Linked DNA regions of Mus musculus: all the other regions are linked to region 1. Evidence: chromatin loops called from intact Hi-C (ENCODE). Cell type or tissue: left cerebral cortex. All regions are shown on one strand. Region 1 holds the start of Olfr1382 (olfactory receptor 1382). Region 2 has its middle 9.1 kb from the start of Olfr1393. Region 3 has its middle 2.9 kb from the start of Btnl9.

What was found. Hi-C counts contacts between places; a loop is a spot of excess contacts. Peaks named below come from ENCODE experiments on the same cell type or tissue, not always from the same donor. Only the 100,000 strongest peaks of a DNase experiment are listed, where the experiment ranks them.
Region 2: it touches region 1 in a loop (3-fold over the local background); 6 of 42 quality-filtered maps call a loop at or near these places.
Region 3: a loop joins it to region 1, with 6 times the contacts of the local background. A loop is called at or near these places in 9 of 42 quality-filtered maps.

Annotation. Positions count from the first base shown.
Region 1 is chr11:49,535,065-49,539,064 of GRCm38, forward strand. It overlaps Olfr1382 (olfactory receptor 1382), which reads left to right and starts at 123. Exons shown (of 1, transcript NM_001011790.1): 1 at 123-1,058. The coding sequence starts at 123. The coding sequence ends at 1,058. In left cerebral cortex, a CTCF peak has its summit at 1,801 (motif pointing left); DNase peaks (open chromatin) are centred at 1,774 and 2,202.
Region 2 is chr11:49,269,034-49,273,033 of GRCm38, forward strand. It overlaps a transcript of Olfr1393 not described here. Among named protein-coding and RNA genes, the nearest start is that of Olfr1393, 9.1 kb to the right of the region's middle. In left cerebral cortex, a CTCF peak has its summit at 2,473 (motif pointing left); a DNase peak (open chromatin) is centred at 2,474.
Region 3 is chr11:49,188,028-49,192,027 of GRCm38, forward strand. No RefSeq gene overlaps it. Among named protein-coding and RNA genes, the nearest start is that of Btnl9, 2.9 kb to the left of the region's middle. In left cerebral cortex, a CTCF peak has its summit at 1,900 (motif pointing right); DNase peaks (open chromatin) are centred at 1,908, 3,271 and 3,971.

The DNA of each region.
Region 1 (4,000 bases):
CATTTGAAATGCAAATAAAGAAAATATCTAATAAAATGTGTAATTTATGAAGTATCTAAAAAATAGTTCATGTTTTTCATAGGAAGCATTCAGTTGTCTTCTGTTTGTGCAGGTGGGAAAATATGGACTATTTGAACACCAGTTCAGAAGAGGGCTTCATTTTAGTGGGCTTCTCAGACTGGCCTCATCTAGAACCCATCCTTTTTGCTTTCATTTCTATGTTCTACTCTCTGACTCTCTTTGGCAACACCGTGATCATCATTCTGTCTCAACTGGACCTCCGCCTGCACACACCCATGTACTACTTCCTCTGCCACCTCTCCTTCCTGGACCTCTGCTACACTGCCAGCACTGTGCCCCAGCTTCTGGTCAACCTCTCTGGACTTGACAGGACCATCAGCTTTGGAAGGTGTGTGGCCCAGCTCTTCATAATGCTCTCACTGGGAGGCATTGAGTGTGTGCTTTTGGTGGCAATGGCTATAGATCGCTATGCTGCTGTGTGTCGCCCACTCCACTACACAACCATTATGCACCCTGTTCTCTGCAGAGCATTGGTTGTATTCTCCTGGGTAGGGGGCCTTGTGAACTCTCTGATCCAGACAAGCCTTGTGATGACCATGCCTCTCTGTGGACACCAACTGAATCACTTCTTCTGTGAGCTACCTGTTCTCCTGAAGATGGCCTGTGAGGACACAGGAGGAACAGAGGTCAATTTGTTTGTGGCCCGGGTCATAATCTTAGTGTGTCCTTTACTGCTAATTCTAGGCTCCTATGCTCACATTGCCAGGGCAGTGCTGAACATCAGGTCAATGGCTGGTCGCAGAAAGGCTTTTGGGACATGTGCATCTCATCTCATTGTGGTTGCCATGTTTTATGGCTCAGCCATCTCCACGTACCTCCAACCTGTCCACAGGTATTCTGATAGTGAGGGGAAGTTTGTTGCCCTTTTTTATACTGTAATCACCCCCATGCTCAACCCTCTGATCTATACGTTGAGGAACAAGGATGTGAAGGGGGCTCTGTGGAAGGTGCTAGGGAGAGGCACAGACTCCAGGTAGGAGAGCAAACAAGAGCAGAAAATTATTTAGTATTAGGTTACTGTAAATTAATTGATGTTTACTATTGGAATACATTACTCATAAATGTGATTATAGAATCCATCCTTTTATTTTGGAATTTCCCACTTTTTGCTAATGACATTACTAGTTTATTTTATACTATGGAAATAACATGGAACAAATTCAAGAAATTTTCTTATTTGTACATCCCAGGTAGGGTCAGACTAGGTGGCAAAAGCATTGATTCATCACAGTACCCAACTCCTCAGAGTCCGAGGTTTCAGTTTCTAGAGCAGAATCGTGCTGTAATCACAAGCCTTTACCTTGGAACTCAGGACAGCAGCTCACGCCAGTGTGTGCACTGGACTTATCTCGACCTCCAATGGTCTCAAGGGACCAGATTCAGTGTAGGCTGTGCTTCAGTTGTGGTGTTTGTGGCCATCGGTGTCGCATATGACCAGAGCCTTGTCTTGCTCTGGTTAGTCTACCTAGAGCCAGTGGAATTACTTGCTTCTCATCACAGACCCACTGGTTACAAATGAGGCACTTACTGGGATACGGAGAGGATTGTAGCATGAAAGCAACCTTCTTGGGACTCTGCTCACACTTGCTGAACAACACAGCAGCTGAAGTTTGTAGATCTCTCTGGCCTTGTGTCACCCTCTGCCTCTGAAACACTGACACACACCAGTACTGTGCATTTGGCTAACCTGGGCTTAGCCTGCCATCTAGTGCTGAATAGGCAAAGGTGGCTCCAGACTCAGAGAATGCAAAAATCCTGCTTTCAATGTCTGCAAGAACAATCACAAAGTCAGATCTGAAAGGCTGGAATAACCACCTAGATCTTCAGTTCATAAATGATGTTGCCCAGCAATGCACACAAAGAGCGTTCATGGAAACTCAACTTCTCCTCCCCATAAAGGAATCGATGGAGCAAACACTTGGATGGAGAATTTTAAATAAATGTTTAAAAGAAATGAGTCAACAAATACAGACAGTACAGATATAATGCAGAAACCTAACCACCACCAACAACAACAACTTAGAGAGCCAGAAATAATTCAAAAGTCAAACGGAAGGGCTGGGTTGCAGTTCAGGGGCAGAGGATTTGCGGACTATGCGCAAAGCAAGCTCTGGATTTGAGCCCTAAATCCATAATAAAACAGAAAATCAAGCAGAAATCTTTGAGCAGAAAAGGAAACTAAAGAAGACTGACTCTCCTTCCTCAGCAGCTGTCAGTGATCGCCGCCTTTCTGCTAGGGGTGGGAGCACACAAGGCTCTCCCTCTCTGGGCTGGACTGTTGTCTGGTTTAATCATGTGCAGTTCTTGTACTGACAATGTTTTTAATAAGCAGGAAAACCTATCATTTTATCTTATAAAGGAACTCAGATACCTGGAAACACTGATCCCCAAATGCTTCAGATGAAATTATCCCGGAGCTGAGCAGAGGCAACCCCCTAGAAAACACACATAGTTCTTTCACTCACCCAACCCCCTTATTGTGTGTCATCCTCTCAGACTGGAGGCAGGGGCTTGTAGAATCCTGGAAGACAAAGGAGAAATATAAATCTCCCCTGGTCAGGATCTAACAACAAGCTTAGCTCCTATAGGTTCTACTCATTTTGACTCATCAAAATTTCTGGCAAAATAATTGCAATAGCAGGTTACACAAACACCTTCCATGGTGGGCACTAGTGTGAAGAATTTGAATAGCAGATTTCTTTTCTTTTGTCATTTTCAGATTCTATGTAAGTCCGTATCATTTATACAAAATGCCTGTGTATCCAGGTTTTTCAGGTATGTACTAAACATTATTAGCTTCATTAACATATCTTACCCACATTTCCTTGAAAATACAGAAGTCAATATTCACATACCAAAGCTATCAATGGTTCAAGGCATCCTTACTCATAGCTGGCAAACTGTGGGGATAAGCCAAATGACCATCAGTAACTGCATGGATGCAGATTTAATCTATTCATGAAAGAGAACCTTGTCAATCATGTAAAAGAGCAGCAAGCTGAAGTATGCCACCAAGGACAAACCCTAGAAGAACTGAGCAAAGAAAAAGTAGCTTGCATGCAAAGGGTTGTGCGTGCTGTGGAGTGCCTTACTGTGAAGTGTCCAAAGAGACAAAATTACATCAATGGGTGTCTGAAAATGACAGTCAGGATGGTGACTGCAAATGGGCATGAAATGAAATGAGGTGAAAAAAATGTTCTAAAGTGATAAATATACAGAATTGTGAATATACTGAAACATTACAGTGTAAATATTAAGCATATACATTATGTATGGGAAATAAATCTCAAAAAACCTGTTAAAATCAGTGTTAGATGATTATACTGAAAACAAAGCCTATAAATCCAAAAATATTCCCATGCCCTTTCTATATGCAAAACCTTTAAACAGTATAATAATTGCATCTTTTGTACTTTTATTAATGAAATTTGACCTTAGCTGATTTCATGTATGCAGTGTATTCTGATTACTCTCAAGCCCACACTCTCTCTTATCTTCTTCCCACTACCATATCCCCTCTCCTTACAGCCCCTTTTCCCATGTCGATGAGTGTGGGGATCCCTGAGGCCACTGGGTCCAGCAGAATTGATCTGCATGAGGCAAGAAGAAAATCCAATTCAAAGTGACATAGTTAGCCAGTGTTGGTTCCAATTTCTAGAGTCTGACACCAAGCAGTTTATTTTAGCCATACTTAAGCAGGGCACAATTTGGTGAGAAAAAAATTCTGATAATAGTTAACTCAATCATACATGTAAAAAAAAGTTTAAGAACAATTTATATTGTAACTCTCTATAAAGAATACATGGTCTCTTCCATAAAGATGAGTTCTGTTGACTCAAAAACAATGTTCAAGATAGGGATCTAGAGAGGATGACTGAGGTAAAGGTAATAGCCTGTTGGAGTGAGGATTGGCCTGGCC
Region 2 (4,000 bases), 270 kb before region 1:
CTAGGCCATCTTTTGATATATATGCAGCTAGAGTCAAGAGCTCTGGGGTACTGGTTAGTTCATAATGTTGTTCCACCGATAGGGTTGCAGATCTCTTTAGCTCCTTGGATACTTTCTCTAGCTCCTCCAAAATTCAGGTGACAGCAGATGCTGGCGTGGATGTGGAGAAAGAGGAACACTCCTCCATTGTTGGTGGGATTGCAGGCTTGTACAACCACTCTGGAAATCAGTCTGGCGGTTCCTCAGAAAATTGGACATAGTACTACCGGAGGATCCAGCAATACCTCTCCTGGGTATATATCCAGAAGATGTCCCAACCGGTAAGAAGGACAAATGCTCCACTATGTTCATAGCAGCCTTATTTATAATAGCCAGAAGCTGGAAAGAACCCAGATGCCCCTCAACAGAGGAATGGATACAGAAAATGTGGTACATTTACACAATGGAGTACTACTCAGCTATTAAAAAGAATGAATTTATGAAATTCCTAGCCAAATGGTTGGACCTGGAGGGCATCATCCTGAGTGAGGTAACCCAATCACAAAAGAACCCCACCCTCTTCCAAACCACTCTCCTTTCTTCTTTTGTGGGCGCTGAGTCCAGCGGTTCTCAACTTCTGGGTCTCGACCCTCGTGTGAGTGTGAGTGTGTGTGTGTGTATACGTGCATGCACACACAGGCGAACGGCCCCTTTCGCAGGGTCGCATATCAAATATCCTGCAGATCAGATATTTACGTTATGATTCATAGCAGTAGCAAAATTAGAGATATGAAGTAGCAACAAAAATAATTTAATGGTTGGGGGTCACCACCATATGAGGAGCTGTTAAAGGGTCGTGGCACTAGGAAATGCCAAGAACCACTGCCTTATACTGTTACCCTCACTTCTGCCTCTAAGATCTCTTCCTCTTTTCTCAGGTCATGGTCGTCTTTCTTTCAACACACGCATGCGCACACTTAAATCAATGTTCTACATGAGAGGAAAGACGGTATTTGTCTTTCTGAGTCTGGCTCATTTCGTGTAGCAAAACAATCTCCGGATCTCTTTACTTCACCCTGAGTGTTATGATTTGATTTTTTTTCTTACAACTAAAGAAATTCCATTGTATGCGCACACCACATGTCCCTTAGGTGTTGATCTGCCTGATGGACATCCAGGCGGCTGCATTTCTCAGCTCTTGTAGACATCAACAATGTAGGCGTACTGGTATCTGTGAGGTATGTAGACCCAGAATCCTTCAGATATATATGCAGGAGTGGCACAGCTGAGTCATATTTTATATTCTATTTCCCTAACTCTTTTTTTAAAAATATATTTATTATATATAAGTACACTGTAGCTCTCTTCAGACACACCAAAAGAGGGCATCAGATCACATTACAGATGGTTGTGAGTCACCATGTCATGCTGGGATTTGAACTCAGGACCTCTGGGAGAGCAGTCAGTGCTCTTAACCACTGAGCCATCTCTCTAGCACTTAGTTCTATTTTCAATAAATAGTGCAGTATAAGACACATGTTCCCACACCATCCCCAGCATTTGTTTTCCTGGCGATAGCCCTTTCGACTGGGATGAGATAGGACATCAAAGCAGTTTTACTTTGCATTTCCTGCTGGCTACAGATATTGACATTTCAAACAGTTTGAAGTATCTGCTGGTCACGTGAGTCTCCTTTGAGGTAGTGTCTATCCAGATCTTCACCCCATTTGATTGGATGATGGTGGGGCGCTACTTTTCATCAGTTCTTTATTTATAAATATTTTAGTAACCATGAAGCAATGTGTTAGTTTCAATACAACTGTGAAATGTAGAAAATTAGAAGCAAATGAAATTCATTCATAATTTCACTTCCTAGATTTAATTTTTAAAATATTTTTATTAGGTATTTTCCTCATTTACATTTCCAATGCTATCCCAAAAGTCCCCCATACCCTCCCCCCCACTCCCCTACCCACCCACTCCCACTTTTTGGCCCTGGTGTTCCCCTGTACTGGGCATATAAAGTTTGCAAGTCCAATGGGCCTCTCTTTCCAGTGATGGCCGACTAGGCCATCTTTTGATACATATGCAGCTAGAGTCAAGAGCTCCAGGGTACTGGTTAGTTCATAATGTTGTTCCACCTATAGGGTTGCAGATCCCTTTAGCTCCTTGGGTACTTTCTCTAGCTCCTCCATTGGGGGCCCTGTGATCCATCCATTAGCTGACTGTGAGCATCCACTTCTGTGTTTGCTAGGCCCCAGCCTAGTCTCACAAGAGACAGCTATATCTGGGTCCTTTCAGCAAAATCTTGCTAGTGTATACAATGGTGTCAGCATTTGGAAGCTGATTATGGGATGGATCCCCGGATTTGGCAGTCTCTAGATGGCCCATCCTTTCGTCACAGCTCCAAACTTTGTCTCTGTAACTCCTTCCATATGAAACAAGTGTGTAGTTGGACTTTGGTCTTCATTAGGCAGGAGTGCCCTCTCGTGGTAATTTGAAAAAATTGCACTAGGCGGGAATTTGCAAGGTCTCTTGAGGTTTGGTTGAATTGACTAGACTCAGAGTTTCTGAAACTGCTGAAGATACTGATGTCCCGCCCCCAGGGCTTCCATCTCTAACAATAGCTGCCCATCTCCTCTCCTGGTCTGGCAGCTCAACAACTCAGTCAGATGGCCACACATTGAAGTCAGTACCTTTCTTCCCTAGCGGAGCCGATACCTGTTTTTCCTTAGGTTCATTCCCTTCTCCCTCAGTTCGTCCTTCTTGCCCCTCCCTCCATTTGTCTTATGTACATGTCATACCTTCTAGAACTTTTCATATGGTTTACTCTTGATATTTTTCAGCCTATCAACTTTGGCTCTGTTGCAAATTAGTAAGTTCTCTATGATTGCTATTCTAAAATACTTTAAAAATACTTTCTTCTTCTCACAAAGTTAAGAGCAAAAAAAAAAAGGCCCTAGTCCTATCACTTAGAAGCCATTGACTAGAAAGACACAGGCAGGAAGCTACACACTTTCTGCAAGCAAACACGTTTCACAGACATTGAGTTGATCTGTTGTGTCCCTGCATTTGTTGGTATGCAAGAATAGGAACAATTCTTTCTCTGGGGAATAAAGTGAATAAAGTTATTGTAGTTTAGAACTTCCAAGATTTATTGTGACAAACCTGTCAGGAAGAAGTAAGATGGAATTGTTTGTCGCTGTGCTGAGCACACAGTGAGCCAGCAGGAAGAAGAGAATAGTCTGTGATCTGGTGGTAAGAGGGCCGCCTACATGTCTAGTCTCTTTTTGCACAGGGGAGAACACTAGTATCCACCCAGTTCCCTTCACTAGTTTATGCTTTCGTCTGTATTCTCTCTCCCCCAAATCCTGTTGTCAGCTCAGAACAGGCTGTCTCCTTTTGGAAGCACAGGCTACCCCACTGTGGGGCAGGGAGGTCAGTGTACCTGTGTGTTCGCCTGGAAACAATTTCTGCCTTCCACCCTTTATCACCACATAGTGTAAAAATTGATCAAAGTGGAGGTTAAAAACTGTATTGATGGAATCCTATCATTCAGTTGGAATGTGGGTTCCCCTTAGGGGGGCAAGAAATGCACACAATTCAAAGTAAGATAATGCTAACTTCTAACCACAGACTCCTGGGGTCCCTCGAAGCTTTGTTTTACTGGAAGGCTTATGCTGAATCCTAGAGGTCTGGGTACCCAGCAGACCTTGATATCAGGAGGTTTTCATACCTTCAAAGCCCAAGGAGGAGCACCTGTCCTTTCCCCTGCACCTCCATCTTTTTTCCTAATTGTAAAATGTATACGCATTACAGACAATGTGGTAAAGATAGTCCCTGCACTTTAATCACTAGCAACATTTCTGTCTTTCACTACTTCTCTGCAAGAATTCTAAGACAGCTATCACGGGAACTGGAGAGTTGGCTCAGTGGTTAAGAGTATGGACTGGTCTTGCAGAGGTCCAAGTTCCCTTCCCAGCATCACGTTGGGTGGTTGACAACTGCCAGCAACTCCAGC
Region 3 (4,000 bases), 350 kb before region 1:
TCTTCCCAGTCTTCGTGCAGGGGGTCTCTGAGACCGCCATAGCCTGCAGAGTATGGTCCATAGGAGCCGAGAAGGTAGTTTGGTTCAACACAATTAAGCAGCCGATATTGGTTCAAACTTTGGGCGTTTTACCCCCAAGTGGTTTATTTTAGGCATATGAATGCCCTACACATAAATAAATGTGCCTGCAATGGAAATCTGTGTAAAGTGCATATGATGCCTTCCAAAAAGAAAATAGGCTCTATGGATTGAGAAAAACAAGCTTATGATAAGGGTCTGGGGGAGGGTCCTGTGGGGTCTCAGACTCACAGACAGTACAAAGGTCATTAGGCTATTGACCGTGTCTGCTGCCAGCCTTCTGGGCAGCTAACGGGTTATGACTTCCTTCTTTCGAAGGATCAATCCTGTGTTTAGCACTCCAGACTCCCCAGGTGCTTATCTGTGAGCACAAGGACCTCTGGGCCGCCTATATCTCCCTCGTTTTTACTTTTTAAAGAAAAATTATGGTTGTAATAGAGTCCAAGGTTGAATGCATTACCTTCATGGCTGGTATAACTAACTAACACAGGCAAGGATAAAATAATTATAATAATAGCTAACAGAGAATCAAGGAAAGGGCAAAGCCATCTTAACATGATGGGTATTCAGAGGTCACTTGAGAGATTTTATCTCTTTATGCAAATCATGAATTTGACCTTCTGTAATGTGAGAGAAATCTAACACAATAAAGAAACATGTCAGGAAATTGTTGACAACCAAAATAATGCTCCAGCAACAAATTATCTATAGTAGCTTTATTTTGTAAAACTGTGACTCTAAATTCAACCATCTCTGGGTTAATTTCTGATAATATTTTTGCTATAATATTAGTAGTTTTACTACTAATTATATACTATAGTAATTATACAGGCCACTCTCTGTATTCCAGGAATCATTCCTGTGATTGGTAATAAGAAAGCTGCTGTGGATGCAACTATTACAGGGTCCCATAGATGCAACTTGGAGGGAAGTCTCTTAATTCTGCTGATCAATTGTAAAGCTTTCCTGGAAAAATGGATGTAATATGGCCTATCCCACATAACACCATTCACACAGATCCATCCCAAAGGCAGTTGTTTGCCAGAGGGAAGGGTATGGTTAGAGGTGGGATTACAATCAGGAGAGATATAAGTTATATATAATTTAAGATAACATGTAAAGCATATTCAATGTGATTAAAAAACAGCATTGACAGGAATATCAGGGGATCCTGGTGCAGATGGATTCTAATGCATATGAGTAACTCCTATGCTATATATATATATATATATATAATTATTATTATATATATATTATATATATTCCAGGAATAGATGGGTATCTTCTGATGCAAAAAGATTACTCTTGTTAGCTGTCAGACACCAAATGAAGCCAGAGTTTGTTTTATAAATCACTGGCAACAGATAGTGCTATTTTGCAACAATATCAACTTTGGTAAGCAGTATGACAGACAGTATTTTTTATCTTTATACAACTATAATTTCCACTAACAAAGCTTTCTAAAGAGTGATTAATTATGCTAAAATCCACACTATTACACCGGGCTGATCAACTAGATTAGTCCATCCACAATATCCTCCATTAATATTCCATAAGTAACAAAATTTCTTAAGCCATTTGCCTTTATAAATAGGACCGTTATCAGATTTTAGTTGTAATGGGAGTCCTGGAAAGGAAACATATATAATAAATGATAATGGTATCTGAGGTTGCTTCACCCTTGTAAGCAGAAGCAACACATCATATTAGAAAAAGTATCAACTGTTACACGGACATATTTTAAACGTCCAAATTCTAAGATATGAGTAATGTCTGTTTGCCTAATGGTGTTAGGTTTCAACTCTCGAGCATTAATTATGCCAGCAGATGGCGGCAGTGTGAAAGAAGAACGTGATGGTCTGTCGAGCCTGCTCCCTAGGTAAAAAGATTATACCTGTATTTGATGAAGTACCAGAGATTTTTGAGCAGCCTAAAAATAAAGTATTAGAGGTAGGGAATAGGTCAGTGCATAGGTTCGAGCATTATCAAATATTAATGGGCCTGGCAGATTAGATTGAGCATGAATATGAGTTATGAAAATGTTGAGACTGGTTGTCTCTTTGAAGGGAGTAACATTAGTAATAGGGTTGGGTTAAGGCTTGCAGTTTCTAAAAGAGAAACCGTTTGAGCACAATACACAGAGCCAGTTAAAATATTTAGTGGCTGAGAAACAACTAATCAACACTGATTGATTACAGCGAGTTCAGACTGTTGAGTGTACAACCAGCGGTGGGTATAGTCTTCTTTGTGAGGAGTGTGTGGAATTTGTATATAAAACACAAACTCCTTGTCCTTTTGAAGATCCATCCACCTGCAAGACAGACTGAGAACTGTTGCTGCAGGCTCTTTACCAGTAAGCTGTTTAAGATATGCCCTTCTTATCATTGTCAAGCCTATAAGTTCTTATAAGTAAGGAGTTGCAGATCATGGCAGAGAATTATGGTACGCATAAATTTCTATACCATCACCTCATCATTCCAGTAGGTGGTGAGCAGGAAGGAATGATAAGTAATTGATAAGGAAGAAAGGGATTAATGACATGAACATGAAGTATTTGCTACAGCATGATTTAATAAACCAATAGCTCTCTCTGCTTCAGGTGTTATGTTTCTTGCAGCATTTAACTGGGAGTTTCTGGAAAGCAACTTAAAGAATGGAGCCAATCCTCAGTAGTAATAGGCATAGAAGAGTGCTCCCAAATGACGTGGCCATACATTTTTTTGTAAGTAGTCGAGGGTATATTGTTAGGAATGTTTTAGGCTGAGAGGATGATGGCTAATTAATTATTGAGCAATAACATATCCGAAATAATTATGAGGTGATTGCCTTATTTTACTCAGATCTATGTTCAAATTTTCATGAAAGTTATGTACTCATTTAAGTATTGATTAAATGAGCAAGAGATGGGGATGTCTTTCCCAAGATCCCATTCAAAATTCCTACTTCTGATGGGCATTCTGACAGGCAAAGATCCTCTCCCTGTGTGCATATCTCTTACCCCTTAGTTTGAACTTTCATAAATGTCTCGTTGAGGCACATTGGCATGAGGCACATTTCCTCTGTGTGCCTGCTTCCTTTCCAAGCACTCTTACTCCTCCTGGAGTCCAGGGATCCGTGCTTCTTGGCCTGTGACATATTCTGCATTCTAAATGCCAGTGAGTCACTTGGATTGCCATGCAGGAGAGAATTTCATGAGACAGACATAAGTTATGCTTCAAACTGGACTAAGGATTTCTTTTCCATAGCTACTAGCCTTGATCTAACTTTACATTCCAAAATAAGCTCAGCTCAGTCACTGTGTGTTATAATCCTGTGTACTTTCATGTTGACCTAACTTTACATTCCAAAATAAACTCAACTCAGTCACTGTATGTTACGACACCGTGTGCTTTCATGTTGGCCTACCTTTACACTCCAAAATAAACTCAGCTCAGTCACTGTGTTATAATCATTTGTACTTTATTTTCTGAATTTGCAAAATTTTGACATCCTTTCATGTTTTTGGCTTTGAGTAACCTTGCTGAGGTGTTACCTTTTTTTTTTTTTTTTTTTTGCACTGCTCTTGTTTATTTCAGCACTAACATTATATCAATCCAACAGTGGGTTTAACATTTGTATTCTGCTTGCTAAAAATTTGATGTACGAATGTGTCTATTTCTCTCTTTAAACATTTGGTTGCTTTCACTTAAAAAAAAAAAAAAAGTGTGACTTCGGTGTCGTCTGTGTAGCAAGACTGATTTAAAACCCACCGGAGTACGGGGCATTTGTGAAATGTTTTAACCTCTTAGATTTCTGTTTCATATTTTTCCATGATATGTTTGTTCAGCTACATTCAAATGTGAAGTTATTTCAGGCAGTTTAAATATATACCCCATCTGTACTTCTTCCCTTCTTCCCTGTGCCATAGAATTGGGCCAGTTCT